Linked DNA regions of Homo sapiens: region 1 is linked to region 2. Evidence: chromatin loops called from intact Hi-C (ENCODE). Cell type or tissue: ascending aorta. All regions are shown on one strand. Links, peaks and the distances in the headings refer to the core of each region. The heading gives the core; the rest is flanking DNA. Region 1 holds the start of LOC107984577 (a long non-coding RNA gene). Region 2 has its middle 21 kb from the start of LINC00426.

Region 1 (11,805 bases), core at 1,485-9,484, 49 kb before region 2:
CTTCATTTTCAGGCCAAATCTAATTTGTTCTTACCTCTAGGTCTTAGTAGGCTATTAATAACAATTCTTAAAATCTCACTAAGAAATCATCAAAATATTTCCATTTTATTTTATTATGAATATCTTTTTTTCTATGTTATTTATTCATTTTTTTTTTTATGAGACAGAGTCTTGCTCTGTCACCCAGGCTGGAGTGCAGTGGCACAATCATGGCTCACTACAGTCTAAACTTCCTGGGTTCAAGCAGTCCTCCTACCTCAGCCTCTCAAGTAGGTTAGGACTACAGGCATGCACCACCATGCCTAATTTTTTTAAAATTATTTTTTGTAGAGACAGAGTCTTGCTATGTTGTCCAGGCTGGTCTTGAATTCCTGGCCTCAAGCAATCCTCCCTCCTTGGCCTCCCAAGGCGTAATTCCACCCTCACACCATTTTTTTTCCAGAGATGGGCTGTCCCGCTGCTAAATGAGCTATGTTGTGATTTCACAGCAACAGACTTACAAGGAATAGCTTCTACTGTCAGATATCCAAAGGAATTCCTAAAATTTATTCTCCACCCAAGGGCCCTGGAACCTGGGTCTCCATAGTTTTTGTTTGTTTGTTTGTTTTTGAGATGGAGTTTCACTCTTGTTGCCCAGGCTGGAGTGCAATGGTGCGATCTTGGCTCACTGCAACCTCCGCCTCCCAGGTTCAAGCATTTCTCCTGCCTCAGCCTCCTGAGTAGCTAGGATTACAGGCACCCGCCACCACGCCCGGCTACTTTTTTTTTTTTGTATTCTTAGTAGAGACGGGATTTTACCATGTTGGTCAGGCTGGTCTTGAACTCCTGACATTAGGCAATCCACCCACCTCGGACTCCCAAAGTGCTGGGATTACAGGCGTGAGCCACCGCTCCCGGCCTCCATAGTTTCTTTTCTCTTTAATTCCAGGAAAGACAGCAGTTAGGTGAGTAATGGAAATTATCAGATGAAAATAATAATCTTGTCATCTAATCTAGATTCCTTTCTGTGACCCAATTTTAGCTATTATAAGAACCAGAATAAAACCCATCTGCCATCACTTCAGAAAGTGCCAGGGAAAAAGTCTAAGGAAGGCTTTTATTATTTATTTATTTATTTATTTATTCTTCTTTTTTGAGACAAAGTCTCACTCTATCGCCCAGGCTGGAGTGCAATGACTCAATCATGGCTCACTATAGCCTCAACCCTCTGAGTTCAAGTGATCCTCCCTCCTCGGCCTCTTGAGTAGTGGGACTACAGGTGCACACCACCACGCCCAGCTAATTGCTGATTTTTTGTAGAGACAGGCTCTCTCCATGTTGCCCGGGCTGGTCTCAAACTCCTGGGATCAAGTGATCCTCCCATCTCAGCCTCCCAAAGGCCTGGGATTACAGGCATGAGCCACTGCACCCGGCCCTGAGGAAGATTTTTAAACAATAAACTAGCAAGAGGCCCAGTGAGGTGGCTCACACCTGTAATCAATCTCAGCATTTTGGAAGGCCAAGTTGGGAGGCTTGCTCCAGCCCAGGAGTTCAAGGTTGCAGTGAGCTATGATCATGCCACTGCACTCCAGCTTGGGTGATATAGCAAGACCATGACTCTGAAAGAAAGAAAAAAAAAAGATAATAAATTAGCAAGATATATAGTCATGATAAAGCTGTTTAAAATTATGTTTGCAAGCTAAGTTTACATAGGAAAGAAACATTTGCTGCCTGGTAGAAGAAGTCTCTTCATTTTTAAAAAAGAGATTTTAAAAGAAATTTTATTCATCAAAATGTAGCTGCTACAAGAACTATGATATTGTACCATTCGGTATATGGTCCTCTTACTAGCTTAAAACTTGATGGCATGACTTCGAAAGTGTAAAAATGGTAAAACAAAAACAGGGCAAATGCTCAGCTGTCTTTTCTTTCAGAGAAACTCCAAGGCATGAAGGAAACCCTCAGGTAACAAGTTTGTCCCCTTCATCTGTAAATTCTGCGATGAGGTGACCGACCCATTTCTCCTTTGCTTTCAGGTAGGCTCTGCTGATCCCCTCTCCTCTGTCATTGCCCATGGCTCAGCCTGACTCAATCCTTTCTCAGTGGCCACAGCCAATGCAACTGGGTGCCTGGGCCACCCAGAAGAGTGCAATAGGAAGCTGGTCAGCTCCGGCCACCTTTAGGGTCTGTGCACATCACCCAGGCCTGTCCAATGAGGCCAATAGCTATGGCAGCCGTTTTTTGTTTTTTTTTTTTTCTTTCCTGGATTTTTTCTCTTTTAGTCTCCAAAGATCTGTAGGCAACGGTGTTGGATTCCAGTTCCCTATCTCTAGGCATGTTGCATTCAAACCAAAGGCCTTGTGCAGAAGATTTCTATTTTCCACTTTCTATTAAGACAGCAAGGAGGGGCCGGGTGCAGTGGCTCACACCTGTAATCCCAGCACTTTGGGAAGCTGAGGCAGGCAGATCACCTGAGGTCAGGAGTTCGAGACCAGCCTGACTAACATGGTGAAACCCCATCTCTACTGAAAATACAAAAAATTAGCCGGGCGTGGTGGCGTATGCCTGTAATCCCAGCTACTCAGGAGGCTGGGGCAGGAGAATCACTTGAACCTGGGAGGCAGAGGTTGCAGTGAGCTGAGATCGTGCCATCACACTCCAGCCTGGGTGACAAGAGCAAAACTCCATCTCCCACAACACCTCCAGCATAAAAACAAAACAAAACAAACAAAAAACAAAAACAAAAAAACAAGGTAGTGGGAAGGAAGTCAAAACACAACTCAAATTGCATAATTGTGCCTTTGTTCAAGTGATGTGGTAACATTTATTTTTCTAGTAAGATTGTCAGTTCCAGAAGGGCCAGAACTCCTGTCTTTTGACTGTTCTATCACCTGTGTAGGTGCTCATAAATAAGTGCTTCTTGAGTGAACTCGTCTTCTACTCTGTGACAAATCACAAATTCTAACATGTTGGCTCTAATAGCAAACAAGATACAAGTCATCTCCAAAAACCTAGGTTGGCATATAGCCTGCTACCCAGTTGCCTAGAGGGATTTGGTATAATGCTAGCAAGAAATGGTGATATTTCATTACAATTACAGAAGAAAACATTATGAACTCAGATCTTGGAAAGAACGGACACTAATATGCCCAATGAATATAATTTTCACAGTATGTCCAGGTGTGGATGTCTGTATTAGAAACAATTGTCACTTTTGCTGAGTGTGGTGGTGTGTGTCTATAGTCCCAGCTACTTGGGAGGCTGAGGCAGAAGGATTGCTTAAGCCCAGGAGTTCCAGGATGTAGTGCACAATGACTGTGCCTGTGAATAGCCACTGTACTCCATCCTCGGCAACACAGTGAGACCCCATCTCTAAAAAAAGAAAAGAAATGAAATGACTGTCACTTTTGACAAGCTTTTAAACTTTCAACTAATTTTCTTCTTAAAATATTTAGGTTTAGAGAACACTTGCTTTCAGAGTGAAGTCCTTCAGTTCCATTAACACATAAATTTCATTAATGTCATGAAATCGTCCTTATAAAGGTCTGAATTCTTTCTAAATACAACAGACTACATTGGATCTGTCTGAAAGTCAAATGTGTTGAATTGAACTGAGTCTCAAACTTATCTTAACCACGTTACAGGTGAAAATCTTCTAAATGATTATGCTTGTTACACTATTGTAACTTTCTAGTTACCCTATAATTTTACTTTCTTTTTTTTTTTTCCTTTTTTTCTTTTTGAGACAGAGTTTCACTCTTGTGGCCCAGGCTGAGTGCAATGGTGCAGTCTCGGCTCACTGCAACCTCCGCCTCCTGGGTTCAAGCGATTCTCCTGCCTCAGCCTCCCGAGTAGCTGGGATTACAGGTGCCCGCCACCATGCCTGGCTAATTTTTGTATTTTTAGTAGAGACGGGGCTTCACCATGTTGGCCAGGCTGGTCTCGAACTCCTGACCTCAGGTGATCCGCCCGCCTCGGCCTCCCAAAGTGCTGGGATTACAGGCATGAGCCACTGCGCCCAGCCCCTAATTTTACTTTCTTTAAATGACATGAAATTACATTAAATAGTGACAAGTGGCAGACATCATCAAAAGAAACAGTGAAGACCATTAATATTTTGTCAGACTCTATGCAGTGGGTTGGAAAATACATAAACCCAGGGAGGATGAATTTCTTTACCCTCAAATAGATCCAATTCCTTCCCGTAGGTCGAAGACAACATCTCCAAAGGTAAAAATGAGAAACCCAACAACTACTTGATTGATGAGTAGGCAGCCTGCTAGTAGGGGACTCCTTCACTCATTTACAAATGAGCTGGGCATTGTACTCGGCCCTGCAGATGCAGAGGTAAACAAAACAGACCCATTGCCTCCCTCACAAAGTTTCTAGGAGCTTAGATTTTCACGGAGAAGACAAAACAATGAACAAGCACACACATACCTAAGACAGATCATTTCAGGTGCTGCGCAGGCCCACAAAGATAACACAACAGGGTAATGTGACAGGGGTGAGTTCGAGAGTCTGGAAAGGCCTTTCCAAGGAGAGAATAAGAGTAAGTTCGTTCCCTTTCAAACTGTATTCGTCATTCTGCCTGCTGACTCTATTTCGGTTGGCTTGGTCGAGGACTGGTGGCTGATTAATGTTCAATGACCCACGGGGACAGCCCAGGCCGACAGTTCCTCAAGACCCTGCAGGTCAACGTTTCGCAACTTCCCAAGCCTCTCCCTGCTCCAGAACGAGCCTGACTCCGCTCCCAGTTTTTCCGGTAATCTCCTCACCGCTCCGCTGCTGCATTTTACGCACGCCCTCCAGGGAGCGGTCCTCGGCGTCCAGCTCTCAGGATGTGGAGAGCTGCAAATAGCACCGACAGCTGCAGCTGGAGGTAGCCGCCCGGGAAGCCAGCCAGCTGCTGCCACCACAGGGGCCAGGGCCGGCCGCGGGCCTCCGCACGCCCTTGTGAGCAGCTCAGCGGAACCCTCGACGAGGCGGGCCGACTCGCCAGTGCAAATTACGGCTTTTATTTCCTTCTGGGTGCACACGTGGGGAGGGAGGGAGCTTGGGGAAGGAGAGTGTGCGCCCTTCAACGTTTGCCACTTCTCTTCAAAACTGCCTGGGAAGTAGGTCGGCACCAATAGTCACCTCATTTGCACAAACAGGGACACTGAGGTGAAGGAAGTGACTGCACCGCCTGAACAGAGCCGAGTGACAGGGAAGCAGGAATCCATCCAGTCTCTGTGCTCCTGGAGCCTGGCCTTTTCCTTCCGGTTTTCTTAGTGCTTTTACAGTATCTCCTGACCATTTCCCCCCTGCTACGTGCAGAAGACTCACCTTCTCTGGCCACACTCCTCAACGAGAAAATATGAGGATTACTTACAGAGCCCCACTGGAAATTTGTCTTTAAAGAAGGAAGCCTAGGCCGGGTGTCGTGGCTCACGCCTGTAATCCCAGCACTTTGGGAGGCCGAGGTGGGCAGATCTCCTGAGGTCAGGAATTCGAGACCAGCCTGGCCAACAAGGTGAAACTCTGTCTCTACTAAAAATACAAAAATTAGCTGGGTGTGGTGATGCACACCTGTAATCCCAGTTACTCGGGAGGCTGAGACAGGAGAATCACTTGAACTGGTGGGGCGGAGGTTGCAGTGAGCCGAGATATCGCCCCACTGCACTCAAGCCTGGGGGACAGAGGGAGACTGTCTCAAAAAAAAAAAAAAAAAAGGGCCGGGCGCGGTGGCTCACGCCTGTAATCCCAGCACTTTGGGAGGCCGAGGCGGGCAGATCACTTGAGCTCAGGAGTTCAAGACCAGCCTGGCCAATATGGTGAAACCCCCTCTCTACTAAAAATAAAAAATTAGCTGGGCGTGGAGGCAGGCGCCTGTAATCCCAGCTACTTGGGAGGCTAAGACAGAGTGGGACTCTGTCAAAAAAAAAAAAAAAAAGATTCAGACATGAGACCGTGAAACTGACTACAGTCACTATTGCACTGTTTATAGATGTTGCCAGACAGAAAGCCCCAAAGCAGCAGCAGCATAGTACCTTCCTAACACTTGGATTGGGAAATCTAGATTTTAGTAAAATAACTGGTGATACTTACAGAAGAAATGTTGGAGTTAGAGTATGCCATCAAAAAAAAAAAAGGAATCCTAGCCTGAAAGGTATTTAAAAATGCATTCCCTTGCCCTGCCACACACAGCGGGGAACAGGGATGGGGCCCCAGTCCGTGTGCAAACCCAGGCACACCTTCCCCAAAGGGAAGTGGAAAGGTGACAGGAGGGAAGCTGAAGCAAGGATGTCTTGTTCTTCCTGACGGTGTCCCGCATTTGCTGAGTGGGTGCACTCTTGCATGGGTGTAAGTTCTGCAGGACACAGGCGGCTCTCCAGGCAGCACTGACGGGGCTGATGCTTGGCACTTTGGGGCCTATTCTTCCACGAGGACATGGATTCGCTTCCTTGGGGTTCAGCCTGGTGTGGAAAGGAGTACCGGACCCGCTCAACGCCGCAGAAACTGGGACCCTGAGCACACACCCTAGGTCCAGTCTCCTATGGGAAATGGCCTGACAGGGTATGGGACAGAGCGGCCACTGCTTCCTCTGAGCGAGACAAACTTCTCTCCTGAGGCTATAGGGCTGAATGAAGAAAGTAGACTGCTGAGGTAGGCCCCATTCCCCTGATGATCAGGCAGGGTCCCGGGGGAGCTTCTCAGGGCAGTTTTAGCTCCTCTCTCAGCTTTTAATGCAAAAAAGAGAGACAAAACCTGATTGAGAAATGAGCGTAGAGCAGCAGAGCTGTACACAGGAAACTGGTGCAAATGACCGTGACATTGTAGTGTATTTTCATCTTTCTTCTTTTCATTTTTGTTCTGCAACAAAAAATTGTAATGTTTATAGTTTAAATGTTAAGAATTTAGCTGGTGGGCCAGATGCAATGGTTCACACCTATCATCCCAGAACCTTGGGAGGCTGAGGTGGGAGGATTGCTTGAGGCTAGGAGTTTGAGACCAGCCTGGGCAACAAAGTCAGATCTCCATCTCTACAAAAATTTTTTTGAAAAATAGCTGGGCATGATGGTGCACGCCTGTAGTCCCAGCTACTCAGGAGGCTGAGGTTGGAGGATCGTTTGAGCTCAGAAGTTCGAGGTTGCAGTGAGCTATGATCAGGCCACTGCACTCCAGCCTGGGCAACAGAGCAAGACTGTCAAAACAACAACAACAAAATAATTCAGCTGGTATTCAGTAACACATGATACTTAAGTGGTCTGCCTAAAAAAATAAAATAAAATAAAAATACAACCTTTTTAAACAAACAACCCATACAGGTTGACAGGTCAACACTGAAGACTATGAAATCACAAGATTTGCAGTGAATGAGAAGCACAATTATATTCTTCTTCTTTTTCAGTTAAATTTGAAACACGCTTCAGCAAATATGTATGTGTCTTCCAGGTGGATGTTGCATTTCAGGTTTCCTTTCTGTTGCCTACAGTGCTTTAAGTCTGCTAGAAATTCCCTTGAGAGAGAAGGAGATGTTAATGCAGAATATTAAGTCCTCTGCCTATCACATCCATAAAGCCACGCCTACCTCTCTCCCAGGGGCATGAGAAATTGCTTTCGCGTGCTATTTGGAGAGGCCTTGGCGTCCAGAAACAAAGAAAACCAAGAAACAAAGAAAAGTGATACAAACCAATGCCCTCAAGACATAAGATAAGGAAGTACAAAGACCTAAAGAAGCACTGAGTTTTAAGTCACTGGTTTTAAAAAATAATTCAAGTTAAAGCTTTGGAGTCACTGCATTTGTGACGACTCTCACTTGACCACTTGCTAGTATGGGTATCCTTGGGCAAGTACCCAGCCTCCTGTGCCTCAATTTCTCCATTTGTCAAATGGGCACAACAATCCTACTGACTTTATAAGGTTTCACTGGTATGTGTGAGAATTTAATAAAATAATCCATGGAAAATGCCTGCCATTATGCTTGGCATTTGGTGACAGCTTAATAAATCGTTAGCTATTGCTTTCTTTTCTTTTTCTTTTTTTTTTTTTTTTTTTTTTTGAGATGGGATCTCGCCATGTTGCCCAGGCTGGTCTTGAATTCCTGATCTCAAGGAATTTCTTGAATTCTGAACATTGGAATCATCCAGGGGATTGATGCCTGGGTTCACCCAATGGATTCTGATTGACTTGGTCTGGGTGTGGCTTGGGCTTTGGAAGTTTTAAAAGCATTCCTGGGGATTCTTAATGCTCAGCCAAGTTTGGAAACTAATGCTTTTTGGTGTCACCCTAACCAAAAAGGCAAAGCAGATGTTTATAGTTTAGATCAAATTAAGGCAGTATGTATTTTGAGCTAATAATTTGACTCACTTTACTGCATTAACCACTCAAATTAGCCAAACAACTATTTTTTTCACTGAATTTATAAGTTTTGGCTGATTTGACTAATAAATTAAGCAAAAAGTTTGATTCCTTAAAATCATATGGCCACAAGCTCAAGTAAATTAAATTCATTGGGAACCAGCTATGATTGTAGGTATTTTGAACCATTATGATACATTAGGTATGCATTATTTATTTTATTTTTATTTTTATTTTCATTTTTGAGATGGAGTCTCTCTCTATTGCCCAGGCTGGAGTGCAATGGCGCGATCTCAGCTTACTGCAACCTCTGCCTCCCAGGTTCAAGTGATTCTCACTGCCTTAGCTTCCTGAGTAGCTGGGATTACAGACACGCACCACCACGCCTGGCTAATTTTTGTATTTTTAGTAGAGATGGGGTTTCACCATGTTGGCCAGGCTGGTCTCCTGACCTCGTGATCCGCCCACCTCAGCCTCCCAAAGTGCTGGGATTACAGGTGTGAGCCACCACGCCTGGCCTTAGGTAATGGATATTCCATTAACATGCTGATAGTTTTAGATTTATTTGATCAGTTCATCCAGTACAAACTTGATTCTTCAAACTAATATAGCTACAGTCTAAAGGAAATTGAATTTGTTGGGGACCACCTAGGCTTTTCAGTGTAATTTAGAATATAAATTACTATAGGAATACGCATTATTTTATTCCTGCACATTTGCCAACAAAGTGGATGTTAAATCAAAATGCTATTGTTGGAATGAAACTGATGCTGCCTTGTCCTTTGATCTCATTCTGGGGACTTTTGAAGGTGTGTAGGCTGCTATTGGATTTGTACAGCACTATTGGTTTATTACTAACCACCTCTTTTAAAAATTAATGAGCCTGTTGGTTAACTTAGTGCTTCAGGTCACACTGATCCATCAGATGAATCACAAGTGAGGTAGCACTCTCAGGCTCTATCAACTTCCTGCCAACATTTTCCGTTAGAGGCATGAAATGCTAGATTAGAAAAAGGCCCTGGCCCTTGTTGCCCAGAGTTCTGCATCTGGCCACGGACCTGGGGCATCAGGTGCCACTTTAACTAGTTGAGCAGAGCAAACCTTTCTGCGATGTATCCATAGTTGGACAAAACAGAAGCAACCACTTGTCTCCAGACTCTAAAATATAAAACAGTAATCGGGCAATTATATGTGTATGGTTTATTTTCTCCACTGCAGAATAAGTTATTTGTTTATTAGGTATGTATTTATAAGGGGCAAAAAAATGACATCACTAGAACATGGGGAGCATACAAAAGTTATTTTAATTTCCTCTTTTTTTTTTTTTGAGACAGTCTTTCTCTGTCATCCAGACTGCAGTGCAGTGGTGTGATCTCGGCTCACTGCAAGCTCCGCCTCCCAGTTCAAGAGATCCTTGTGTCTCAGCCTCCAGCTGGGACTACAGGTGTGCGCCACCATGCCTGGCTAATTTTTTTGTATTTTTAGTAGAGATGGGGTTTCACCATGTTGGTTAGGCTGGTCTCGAACTCCTTACCTCAAGTGATTTGCCCACCTCGGCCTCCCAAAGTGCTGGGATTACAGGCGTGAGCCACCATGCCTGGCCTAATTTTCTCCTTTTATGAAAAAAGGAGTTTTGGCTAAAGATTGAGTTTTTTAAAACTTTAGCTAATGGTGGTCAAAAAGGTAGAAAGGGAACTAGTATTTAGTCAATGTCTATTATGTGCAAGTAAGCTCTTTCAGTGCATAATTTTCTTCCTTCCTTCCTTCCTTCCTTCCTTCCTTCCTTTCTTTCTTTCTTTCTTTCTTTCTTTCTTTCTTTCTTTCTTTCTTTCTTTCTTTTTCTTTCTTTCTTCCTTTCTTCCTTTCTTTGTAGAGACAAGGTCTTGCCATATTGCTCAGGCTGGTCTTGAACTCCTGGCCTCAAGTGATCTGATCCTCCCACCTTGGCCTCCCAAAGTGTTGGGATTAGAGACATGAGCGACTGTGCCTGGCCCATAATCTCCTTTAATCCTTACAACTCCTCAAATAGATTCAGTCCCAATTCATAGACAGGATAACTGAGGTTCAGGGAGGTAAAGTAATTTGCCCAAGGTTGCATGGTGTGAAGTCACAAAAGTGGGATTTGAGCTCAAGTTAGTCTGCCCTGGGCCCTATGATCTATCCATTATATCTCAGGGTGACCAACCATCCTGGTTTGCCTAGGACTGAGGGATTTCCCGGAAGGTGAGACTTTGTTTTTAAACCATGACAGTCCTGGAAAGCCAGGAGGACTTGATCCCTCTACTTGGTAACCAGAGGTCACTGCTTCCTTAGCAAGCTAGGGAGATTCCAGGCCCTAGGTCAGTGTCTGATGGGAAGGACACACAGGAGGTCTGGATCTCTCACTTATTTCAGGATTAATGTACCCAACCATGCTACATTCCCACTGGAGAAAGCAAGTTAATGGCACTTCCAGACAAATTACGCACTATATCCTTAGATCATGTAGGTCAAGGGTCAGCAAACCTTTCCTGTAAGGTTCATTTTCAGTCTGCAACTTAGGTCTTCAGTGTTGTGAGTTGTAGGGTCTCTATCACAACTGCTCAGCTCCACCATAGTAGTTGGAAGCAGCCATCGGCAATCCAAAAAGAGCGAGCCTGGCTGTACTCTAAGCAACTTACAGTTACCCAAACTGGAGGCGGGCTGGATTTGGCCCACAGATAGTTTGCCAAACCCTGATGTATGTTATTAATAAAGAATCCTTTGCATAGATAATGTATTTTTGAAGAAGAATTATTTCTGGAAGTTACTTTAATTGGGGTACGGCCAGTGGGCAGTTAGGAGCTCTCTTTTGAACTAACCTATTCATCAATTAGCCATTCCTACTATTTTCTTTTCTTTTTTTTTTGAGACAGGGTCTCACTTTATCACCCAAGCTGGAGTGCAGTGGCACCATTACCACCCACTGCAGGCTTGACCTCCCAGGCTCAAGCGATTCTCCTGTCTCAGCCTCCCAAGTAGCTGGGACTACAGGTGCCAGCCACCACACCTAGCTACTTTATATATTTTTTGTAGAGACAGGGTTTCACCATGTTGCCCAGCCTGGTCTCTAACTCCCAGACTCAAGCAATCCGCCCACCTTGGCCTTCCAAATTGCTGGTATTACAGGTGTGAGCCACCACACCCAGCCCTAATTCCTACTATTTTCTACATTTGGACTATGAAATTTGACTTTTCTAATTCTACTGCGAAATCACATAGTGAGTGTGTAAAAGTGATGGTGTGTGATCCTCTTCACAAATTTCTATTCCCTTCCTTATCTGTTGGGAGACATTAGACACATTCATTTGAAAAATTGTTCTTTTCAACCAGTTCTTTTATTTCCATACACCATTTAAAAAGTAATTCCCACTGCATCTACACAAAGTTAAAATATATTAATTTGCTTCAATATAGCATTTTCTTTATTGTGTGCCAGAAAAATATCACGGAAATTTTCCTGTA
Region 2 (11,805 bases), core at 1,173-9,172:
CTTGGGTAAGTTTCACAACTAGGCTGGAGTGGTTGTCAACAGTGAGCCCATGAAAAGGGCTACACACAGCCTGAAATTTTCTAGATAGTCTTGGATCAAAGTAGCCTATCTTGTTCTCTGAGTATATGTACACTTTTTTTTTTTTTGAGACCGAGTCTCGCTCTGTGGCACGATCTTGGCTCACTGCAACCTCCGCCTCCTGGATTCAAGTGATTCTCCTGCCTCAGCCTCCTGAGTAGCTAGGACTACAGGCGCCCGCCACCATGCCTGGCTAATGTTTGTATTTTTAGTAGAGACAGGGTTTCACCATGTTAACCAGGATGGTCTCCATCTCTTGACCTTGTGATCCACCCACCTCAGCCTCCCAAAGTGTTGGGATTACAGGCATGAGCCACTGCACCCAACAAATTTTACACCAGAGGTTTCTAATTTGGGACTTGGAAAGTTAATGGCTATATCTGTGGCACATCAGTATAACAATAATGACAATAATAATGGTAGCCAATAAACATTTGTCAAGTGCCAAGCGCAGAGTTAAGTAAGCGCTCTTTCCTGTAGCCTGACAATTACATGAGGCACTAGGTAGAGAAGTTAGGTGGTATCTTTATTTGTGGCTTTACCATTCATATGTTTTTCCTAATGACTTTTTGGACTCTGACCTGAGGCTCTTCATTGCAGGCTCAGCCCAGGTCTGACTTGGTTGAAGCAGGAGACAAGTTTGCTGGAAAGCTGAAGGAGAACTCTCCCACATCTGATCTGCTTTTGGGTTTATGGGTTGATCAGAGTTTTACTCACAGCAACTGTCAGCTGTTAATAAAGACAACAATTTGATCCCATCCTAACCACCAGCTTAACTTCTTCCAAGGAGGCCTGTGGTTTTTCCAAATGAGGGTTTTCTTTCTTTTCTAGCAACTCAAAATACCCTGTTTATTTATTTTGTTTTATTTATTTGTATTTTATTTTTACCTTGCATTCAAGCTAACAAGTTATGGATCCTATTTACTTAGAGTTATTTAGTACATGCTTTATATAAGTGTGAAATATTCTTGACCGGGCGTGGTGGCTCACGCCTGTAATCCCAGCACTTTGGGAGGCTGAGGTGGGCAGATCACCTGAGATCAGGAGTTTGAGACCAGCCTGGTCAACATGGTGACACCCCATCTCTACTAAAAATACAAAAAAATTAGCTGGGCGTAGTGGTGTGCACCTGTCATCCCAGCTACTCAGGAGGCTGAGGCAGGAGAATCACTTGAACTCTGGAGGCGGAGGTTGCAGTGAGCCAAGATCACACCACTGTAAGCCACCCTGGGCAACAAGAGTGAAAACTCCGTCTCAAAAGAAAAAAAACGTTTGGAATATTCTTTATGGTTTCTTGTAACATGCCCTATTCTATTGTATGTTGTCATAAAATCAAGGCAGAGAACATCTGAAACTTGCTGTCTCATTTTCTCCTATCATGCTTCCTGGGACCTTTTTCCTTCATATCCCATCAAGCCCAGCTCCTGTGCTAATACTCCATCTAGAATTTCCCATAACCTACTGCAAAATCTGTTTCTTAATAGGTGAGGCCAGGCGTGGTGGCTCATGCCTGTAATCCCAACACTTTGGGAGACCAATGTGGGAGGATCACTTGAGCCCAGGAGTTCAAGACCAGCCTGGGCAACATAGAGAGAATCTGTCTCTTTTCCATCGAGGCCATCAGTTACTGTCTTCTAAAGAGAAGGCAAGCCCATTCTCCAGCCCAGGACAGAAAATTGCAGTGATGGATTCACTCATTCCACAAATATTGATTGAATGTTTTCTCTGCAGGGCACGATTGCAGGTGTCAGGGATGCAAGAGTGATTAAGAGAGAGGGGGCCCTGCCCTCATGGAGCCTCACTCCAGAGGGGTAAGTCACCTCCAAGAGGCCAAGCCCTGGGGCCTGATGGGGCTGGGAGAGTGGGGGTAGTAGGGTATTACTCTGATGGGGCTGGGAGAGTGGGGACAGTGGGGCATTACCCGCATGGCTACAATGACCAAGGGCCCTTCTCTCCTGGCCACTAAGGACTAATTAATTTAGCAGCACATGCTTCAGAAACAAGAGTTGAACCTTTGTTGGGAGATACGGGTGGGATCTTGTTTCTTAGGGACCTTGTAAGTCGGCACCGAGGAGTTCTCCCCCTCCAGCCCTGTTTCTGATCCTGCACCAAGAGAAGGCTTTGTGTAGAGGCCACTTCGCTGCTGTCAGCATGACTAAAAACACAGCACAGCTACTCTGGAGTGATCACTCTGTGAACTTTGATCAAAACATTGCACTATTCCAGCATGAGCGCCAGCACCTTCCCCTTCCCTGTTTCCCCATAGCCAGTCTCAGAGGACACTCCGGAGACTCTGGCAGGTAATGCCCAAAAGGCCAGCCTGTCCAAAGTGCCAGAGGGCCGAGGGACAGTTGTGGGGAACCTTCCAAAGAACAGCATGCCAATACTGCTTATGTGCCTCATGAGAGAGGTGTAGGGCCTCTCCTGCTTTGACAGGGCCTAACGTGGGTCTGTGACTGAACAGAGAGCAAAAGCGTGCCCTGAAATTGGCAGAGCCTCTGCTATCCTGAGTCAGCGCTGGCCAGGAGGTCAGGAAGGGGGAGACTGAGAGAAAGGATACAGCTAGCATATTCTTAGTGAAATCTTGGCTGGATTTTGACAGACATTCAATGGCTTCTCTTCCCTCTAGACGTGTAGCCCACACCAAAGGAAAAGGAAGATGGTGAGCTGAAACAGAAGTCAGAAATGCAGGCAAGATATGTCTGCTGGCTAAGGATGGTATTTTATAAAAGCAGCATTGTCTCAGAGAAGGTCCTTGACATACATGTCTGGTGAGCAATGCAGATATCAGAACTTAGGCCCCCAAAAGTGGCCCTATGGCCATCCCTAACCTTGACCTATGCATTGGAAAGAGGGGCACAGTTCATGATGGAGGAAGGGACAGCACAGTCTCTGACCCCAAAACTTAGGATGAGGGTATACTGTATTTTTTTTTTTTTTTGAGACGGAGTCTCACTTTGTCACCCAGGCTGGAGTGCAGTGGTGCAATCTCAGCTCACTGCAACCTCCGCCTCCCGGGTTCAAGTGATTCTCCTGCCTCAGCCTCCCAAGTAGCTGGGACTACGGTGTGCACCACCACACCCGGCTATTTTTTTTTTTATTTTTTTATTTTTAGTAGAGATGGTGTTTCACTATGTTGGCCAGGCTGGTCTCGAACTCCTGACCTCAGGTGATCAGTCTGCCTCGGCTTCCCAAAGTGCTGGGATTATAGGCGTGAGCCACCACGCCCGGCCATATACCATATTTTGAACTAAATTTCTCCCAGCCTATCTCAACAACACTTGCCATAGTTCCTTGTTTTCCTGAGAGAGATAGTAACGGCCATCTTCCCTCTGTAGAAGGAGAGCCTAAGGCAGAAACAAGGTACCATGTCCAGCATTAGTGAGTCTTTAGAAAATCAAAGAATAAAATTTATGTCTTTTTCAAGCTCACCTCTTACAAAGACCTGAACCACCAACAGGGTCAGAATGGCACAGCCTCAGCCAGACGTGGTGGCTCATGCCTATAATCCCAGCACTTTGGGAGTCTCAGGTGGGATTGCTTGAGCCCAGGAGTTTCAGACCAGCCTAGGCAAGATGGTGAGATCCATCTCTACAAATTATTTTTTATTTTTTTGCCAAGTATGATGGCATACACCTGTAGCCCCAGCTACTCGGGGAGAGGCTGAGGTGGGTGGATTCCTTGAGCCCAGGAGTTCGAGGTGACAGTGAGCTTTGATTTCACCGCTGCACTCCAGCCTGAGCTACAAAGGGAGACCCATCTCTAGAAAAAACAAATGGCACAGCCTCTATGGAAAGCGGTACGGTGGGTCCTCGAAAAAATTAAACAGAATTACCATATATCCACCAATCCTACTTTTGGATATTTATCCAAAGTAACTGAAAGCATGACTTCTATTGAAAGGAATTGAAAGGAAATAATTGAAAGGAACTCATGCAGATAATTGTATACCCAGGTTCACAGCAGCATCCTTCACAATGGCCAAAAGATAGAAGCAACCCGAGTGTCCATGGATGGATGAATAGATAAAATGTGGTATACATACAATGGAATATTATCCAGCCTTAAAAAAGGAAGGATATTCTGACATATGCTTCAACATGGATGAATCTTTAAGACATTATGTTAAGTGAAATAAGTCAGTCACATAAGGACAAATACTATGTGACTCTAGTTATATGAGTGTCTAGAGACAACAGCAGAATGGTGGTTACCAGCGGGTAGGGGAATGGAAAATGGAGAGTTAATGTTTAATTGGTCCTAGGCTTAGTACCTGCATGACGAAATAATCTGTACAACAAACCCCTGTGACATGAGTTTGCCGGTGTAACAAACCTGCACATGTACCCCTGAACCTAAAATAAAAGTTAAAAAAAAAAAAAAAAGAAAGAAAGAAAAGTGCCCTTTGCGGTTCCACACAGAGGCGCCAGCCTTGGGCTGAGAGAACTCACTGGTTTGATGGTTATTGGATCGCTCATTAGAGATAACCAAAGCTATTGTTCCTCCCTGATCTTGCCTCTGTAGTTGAGTCATCACCCTTAGAGGCAGAAGAAAGCAAATTATAGCAGGGCTTCTTCAGCATTGGGGTGGGGAAAGTATTAAAACATGCATGGTAAAGATGTCACCTTCTTGGTCGTGGAAAAGCCCTCCTGGGGTAAATCTGCATATATTTGCATATATATATGCACGCATACATCCTAACCTGAAGGGAACATCCAGCTCTTCTCACCTACAAAAAGATGAATCCTTCTGATGTCTCTTTTACAGGGTATGTGGACAATAAAAATTTAACTATTAATGTTGTAGAAATCTAAGGGAAAAAAATCGCAAAATGAACGTGCCATTTAAATTTTAAATTTAAAAACGTCATTTTTAGTGTAAATTCTTTATAGGTAGATAAGAGCATATCTTGAAGACTTTTTAGGAAGGGAGAAGGGGAAATAGTAAAAGGTAACGTCAATCCTAAATCTTTATTTGAAAAGGAGACTGGATCTGTTTTTTTCTCTAACATCAATCCTAAATCTTTATTTGAAAAGGAGACTGGATCTGTTTTTTTCTCTAACATCAATCCTAAATCTTTATTTGAAAAGGAGACTGGATCTGTTTTTTTCTCTAACATCAATCCTAAATCTTTATTTGAAAAGGAGACTGGATGTTTTTTTCTCTAACGTCAATCCTAAATCTTTATTTGAAAAGGAGACTGGATTTGTTTTTTTTTCTCTAATTGTGTGCTGGGCAGTAGTTCTACCTTACTGTACCAAGGGGACTAACAGGGTTTGGAGAAACTAGGCTTCATCTTTTTCCAGGATCATCAGACACTTTCCAGGGGGAAAATGGACTTTCACTTTGGAAAATATAAAATCGTGTTTGTTTTACCTTACGAAACAACTGGAGCCTCTGGAAGACGAGGCTGTACGGTGCGTTGTGTAACCCGCCTGGGGAATCACGTTGCACAGACAAGTCCCACAGGCTTTTACTGCAATAATAAGCTTGATCTTCTTATTCAAATACAAGTAACAACCACAGCCGGCTCCAAGTCACGTGTCCAGGTCACATGGCACACAGACGCAGAAGCCGACTGGCAATCATTAGCCAATGCTTACTACCAGGAAGAAAATCCTGGCATTAAAGACACGAACTCAGTTTTTATAAAACAACCAGGACTGCAAGAGAAGGCATTTGATGTGGGGGTAGGGTGTCATTCTTGTTAAGTGCTTTCCAAGGAAAGGAAAAGAGCCAACACACACTCCCTCCTTTCGCTCTTCTCCCAGAACTTTCCAAACTTGCCCAGCGTAGCCGCCTTTTCCAAACCTGGAGGAGTGCTGGGCTGCAGCATCCGCAGCTCAGGTCTGGGAGCGAGAGGGAGGGGCGGGCTGACTTGGCTCTGGGTCCTAGCCCTTGGGAAATGGAGGGCTGAATTCAGAGCTGAATTTAGTAGAAAGCCAAGTTTTCTCTTCCTTATGAAATTAATGCTTCTGGGTCGATGGAGTTTGGGGAGGGGCGAGGGGTGAGAAGAAGCACTGTGAGCTATGGGGTCCGTCTGGACTTTTTGTTAACATGAAAAACAACATCCAGAATGTGGCTTCTTTAAGTTTTTCTGTGGTAAGAACAGAAACTGCAAGGACTCTGCCTACCTGAATGTTTCCTTGTTCAGCCGTTTGAATTTAGAAAGAAGTTCTTTCACTTTCTCTAACTTGTATAGTGTTACTTTGTGCTTCCAAAAACTGCAGTGATCGAACTGAGTTTGTTTAATTTAGTGTGGAAGTGACAATAGTGGGTGTGAATGAAGAGTTTAGAATCTGCTGGAGGGAAGGGGTAAAGTACAGATAAAAGGCTTTAACGGAAAATTGACAGCCTTTTTTTTTTTTTTTTAACAATCTAGGCGTGTTTTATTTCACAATGCACAGAAAGTGCTTTACCCAAACACTGCAGAACAGACGCAGCCTTAAAAGAAAATCTATTGGTATAGTCAGGATTCTCAATCCTATTTCATTTCGCTCTTTTCAGAAAGAACAACCATACAAAGAATTTCACTGTGTCACTGAAATATAATTATTTCACAAAATTTAGTTAGGAAGTTTGGTTTTCTCCCTCTTCATCTTTTTCTCCATCCTACCCTCTTCAAAAAGCTAAAATACGCCTGTAATCTCAGCACTTTAGGAGGCTGAGATCAGGAGTTCGAGACCAGCCTGGCCAACATGGTGAAGCCCCATCTCTACTAAAAATACAAAAAAAATTATCTGGGCATGGTGGTGTGTGCCTGTAATCCTAGCTACTCGGGAGGCTGAGGCAAGATAATTGCTCAAACCCGGGTGGCAGAGGTTGCAGTGAGCTGAGATTGCGCCACTGCACTCTAGCCTGGGTGACAGAGTGGGACCCCGTCTCAAAAAAAAAAAAAAAAAGCTAAAATAAGAGCATGTGAGCCAAAGGGGTGAATCTAGGTTTCGTAGGTCCTGAAGCTTATGTAATTTGGAAGGAAGAGAATATAAATTCAAACATACAAAATTAGGTATTAAAGTATCACTAAATTTAGAAAAACATATAATTAACTGACTAACATATCTCTAAAATCCTTTCTATCCCACATTTTGGGGCAGATATTCATTGATGGCCTCTTATGTTCCTGAAAGGTGAGAACTTTCATCTTGACCAGTGATCCGTTTAAGTGTACCTACAATTGTACAAGTTTGATGATTGGAAAGCTTTGCCCCAGACTCTTGTAGGACCCTATTTCACATCTTGTTTCCCCCCCTTGCTCTGGGGACATGCACATATCATGATATGATGCTTGAGTCTGAGCCTTTACGACTCCATGCCAGCTAAGTCGGAACGTAGGAATATCCCCAGAAACCTTTTCTAAGCAGTAGCTTGGCTATACGAAAGTGACTGCATCAACCAGGAGCAGTGGCTCGTACCTGTAATCCCAGCACTTTGAGAGACTGAGTTGGGCAGATTGATTGAACCCAGGAGTTTGAGACCAGCCTGGGCAACATGGCCAAACCCAGTCTCTACAAAAAAAATCCAAAAATTAATTGGGTGTGGTGGTATGTGCCTATAGTCCCAGCTACTTGGGAGACTGAGACAGGAGGATTGCTTGCCCCCAGGAGGTCTAGGCTGCAGTGAGCCCTGATCACACCACTGCACTTCAGTCCGGTGATAGAGCGATACCCTGTCTCAAAAGAAAGAAAGAAATTGACTGTATCAGTATATCATAATCAACCCAAAACTAAAGGTAGCTCTAACTTGGGTTCTTTTGCTAGGTCCCCAAAATGCCCATGGCCATTCCAAAGCCACCCAAAAGGAGAGGAAATGTGGCCAAATGGAAGTCAAGGTGGAAAGAGGCAGTGATCTGAAGCAACTAAACATCTTACCATTGCAGAGTTTATAACAGTGAGTGACCATATGCATAGGCTGCTGGGGCCCTGGCTTGAGCCTCCCTGCGGGACGGGTGAAGTGAGAAGCCTGAAGTTTCATTTTCATTAACTTCATGGTAAATCTTCTTCTAGGGACCCCAGGTTCATAATAAGTATTTCAAAAAGTGATTTTCTGGGCTCTAGAAAAGTTGAATATGCTTGTTTAAGGTGAGCTTGCTCTCTGGACATATCGTATGGAATAGGTTGTCAGTGTAAATTCTACTTAATAAAAAGCCTCTATTGGGATCGCAGGACTCAGCCCCAGGAACAGTTCCTCTGTCAGCCAGGCACCCGGGAAAACCATGTGCAAGGAAAGGGAGGAGGGGAGCAGGAGGGACGACTTGGCTCTTGTTCCAGACTAATTTTGTGCACAGCCCCCTATCCAAGCGCTGGATTACACGTATCACACCCTTTGCTTCTCAGGACAGCCCTGCATAGTGACTCTTATTATTTCTCCTGCTCTACAGATGGGAAATGAAGTCTCAGAGAAATTGTTTTCTGCCTACACATGGTGGAAGTATTTCAAAGCTGGAGTTCAAAACCAGGTGTGTCTGCCTCCCCCCAACTCCACTGGTGCCTTCATGGCACAACTCTGACCTTGAACCTTGGGTGAATCAAATGCAGCCCATGCCTTGTGTTCCTTTCCATACTGGAGCTGACTTTATTTGCAGCAGTATGTGGTTATAGCTCCCAGCTCTTTAGCTCTGTTCTTGCAGACCATGATCTCATTGCCTGCTAAAATAATAAGCGAGTGAAGCCAACAGGATTCCCTGACCAGTTTTAAAGTTCCACTCCTCCCCATTGGATGGTAATGATCTTTCCTGACTTTCTCTGCCGATGCCCCCTTGCCCTTACTAATGCCATACTTCACTCTGGGCATGCCCTTCACTCTGGGCATGCCACCCCATTGACTGCCTCTAGACTAGGTCCTATGCCTTTGCCTCACGCGCAGCAGAAAGACTCACCTTGCTGAATCACTCCCTTAGTTTGTCAGGACAGTATTTTGATTTTGGAAAGGCTTATCAGCATGCTGTTTGTCTGGGGGAAAGGAGGCTGTCAGTTCAGGCAATCTGTAGATGTGTTAATTAGCTGGCTGGAAGAAGCCCAAGTGCAAGCATCAGCATCTCCCCTTGCAGAAGAGCTAACCCATCTGATACCATTTCTTGACTGGTGTCCGCCATGCTAGCCATGCTTCATTCCGGGCCGGGCTGTGGACGAGGGCTAACGAGCATTACTGATTTTTTTAGCTCAGAGTTTTTCAACCTCAACACTATTGACATTTTGGGCCAGACTGATGGGTGGGTGGGAGAGCTACCTGTGCATTATAGGATGTTTTGCAACATCCCTGGCTGCTACCAGGTAGCTCCCCTCCCCACTCCCACCTAAGTTGTGATGATCAAAAATAGCCGAATGTCCCCTGCGGGCCAAAATCACTCCTGATTGAGAGCCACTGCTTGAGATCTATCAACAGACTTTGCCATCATCAGCATCCAGTTCTTTAGATTCTTAAAGCAGAGTTGGGAGGTAGCGTGGTTTTTGATATGCTGATAGGAAGGTGACGCAGAGTGGGAGAGTTGTAAACTGGACACAGAGCTAATTCTCTTGGACGACAGTATTGTGAGGAAAAAAGGTAACAATACCTTTGAGTGTAGATGCATACTCATTTCCCCACGGTCAGAGTGAATCTGAGACAGGTGGTGCCTGAAAACTTCAACGTAGTGGTTGAGAGTTCTGTAGTCAGAGACTGGGTTGGAATCCCTACTCCCTAATTAGCCGTGTGACTTTGCACAAGTTACTTTAACTATGCCTCAGTTTCCCTATTTGTAATATGTAATACTAATATCTATATAGTAGAGGTGTTTTAAGAATTACAGCCAGGTGCAGTGGCTCACACCTGTAATCCCAGAACTTTGGGAGGCTGAGGTGGGAGGATTGCCTGAGGTCAGGAGTTTGAGACCAGCCTGGCCAACATGGCGAAAACCTATCTCTACTAAAAACACAAAAAAATTAGCCAGCCATGGTGGCACATGCACACACTCTCAGCTACTTGGGAGGCTGAGGCAGGGGAATTGCTTGATCCCGGAAGGCAGAGGTTGCAGTGAGCTGAGATTGCACCGCTATACTCAAGCCTAGGCAATAGAGCAAGACTCCATCTCAAAAAAAAAAAAAAAAAGAAAGAAAGAAAGAAAGAAAGAAAGAAAAGAATTAAATGACAATGCATGCATTGGTTACACAATGTAAAATAGGTTACACTGGTTAAGCACTTGATACATAGTAAGTGCTTAACCAGTGTATCCTACTTTGCAGATTTCTGAACTAATCTTTGATTTATTATTTTTCTTATTTTTATTTTACTTTGAGGAACAGTCTTCCTCTGTCACCCAGGCTGGAGTGCAGTGGCGTGATCATGGCTCATTGCAACCTCTGCTTCCCGGGTTCAAGTGATCTTCCCTCCTCAGACTCCTGAGTAGCTGGGACTACAGGTGCACATCACCATGCCCGGTTGAATTTTTGCATTTTTAGGAGAGCTGGGGTTTCACCATGTTGCCCAGTCTGGTCTTGAACTCCTGGGTTCAAACGATCCATCTGCCTTAGCCTCCCAAAGTGCTGGGATTACAGGCGTGAGCCACAGCACTTGGCTGTTTTTTTTTTTTTAATGATACAGATAAATATATTTCTGCCCAAATTCTTCAGATAACTTTGCCAGCCTCCAGGTTTGTTGATCTGGAGACAGTGCACTGCAGATCAACTTTAGAATCTCCTTGCTTTTTTTTTTTTTTGAGACAGGGTCTTGCTCTGTTGCCCAGGCTGGAGTGCAGTGGCATGATCCTGGCTCACTGCCACCTCTGCCTCCCAGGTTCAAGCAATTCTCAGCCTCCCAAGTAGCTGGGATTACAGGTGTGCACCACCACACCCAGCTAATTTTTGTATTTTTAGTAGAGATGGGGTTTTGCCATGTTGGCCAGGCTGGTATGGAACTCCTGGCCTCAAGTGATCCTCCTGCCTCGGCCTCCCAAAGTGCTGGGATTACAGGCATGAGCCACCACACCTGGACTCCTTGCTTTTTATAGGAAGTACAGAGCCCATCTCCTTGAGAACGTCCATGATTGTCAACAAAGCTGTGCTTTCCCGAGAAAGGTCAGTCACCACCAAGGACTGGGATCAGGGTTCTTGGCTGCAGGCCTCTTGGTCTAAGGTGTGTTTGCTTTGCTAGTACAGGGTGTTGAGGTGTTTTACAAACACGTTTAACTCCATCATGCCCATGAAAGGGTTTATTAATGTATTCAATTACAAATGAGAGAGTGTTGTTGTTGTTGTTGTTTTAATAGAAAACAGTGACAAAGTAACGAATGCTGCCCTTGGTTATGGACTGAGTCATTCAACATTAGGAAAGGTTCTAAAGGACAAAGGGTAGTTGTGTAATGTATAAAAGCTGCCTTACCTCTGTAGTCAACAATCATCAGCAGTGGATAGAAAACACAGTAGACAAACCCCAAAGGATTTAAAGCGCCATGGCTTGAAGGCAAGACATCCACAGAGTCTACCAGCCCTGTCCGGGAGAATGCCAGCTGTTTGCTTGAAGACTTCGAGCCTAGGAGTGATGAAATGTTTGCCTCAAGCCACGGATATTTCCTCTATATAAGGCGCCTTTGAATTTGCCTGACTTCAAAGCGGAGTGGAGGTTGTGAAGCTGCTAAGGAGATTCTTACAATACTTGCAGATGTTATCTGTCCCAACGGAACTTTCAATGTAGAAAAAAATGGATTTGTTAGGGGAAAACATGCCTGAGAGTGCATTCACCAGTTCAGAGGAG

The links. A loop is a pair of places that touch in the nucleus more often than their neighbours do. Peaks named below come from ENCODE experiments on the same cell type or tissue, not always from the same donor. Only the 100,000 strongest peaks of a DNase experiment are listed, where the experiment ranks them.
Region 1: a loop joins it to region 2, with 2.6 times the contacts of the local background. A loop is called at or near these places in 27 of 110 quality-filtered maps.

Annotation. Positions count from the first base shown.
Region 1 is chr13:30,438,911-30,450,715 of GRCh38, reverse strand. It overlaps LOC107984577 (a long non-coding RNA gene), which reads right to left and starts at 4,971. Exons shown (of 2, transcript XR_001749803.2): 1 at 4,420-4,971; 2 at 1,743-3,351. RefSeq lists enhancers at 4,610-4,789, 4,199-5,084 and a silencer at 5,551-5,742. In ascending aorta, for the core only: a CTCF peak has its summit at 4,775 (motif pointing right); a DNase peak (open chromatin) is centred at 4,825; H3K4me3 peaks cover 1,415 bases; H3K27ac peaks cover 1,624 bases.
Region 2 is chr13:30,389,432-30,401,236 of GRCh38, reverse strand. No RefSeq gene overlaps it. Among named protein-coding and RNA genes, the nearest start is that of LINC00426, 21 kb to the right of the region's middle. In ascending aorta, for the core only: no CTCF peak of the experiment used is centred there; DNase peaks (open chromatin) are centred at 5,596 and 5,898; H3K4me3 peaks cover 2,045 bases; H3K27ac peaks cover 1,309 bases.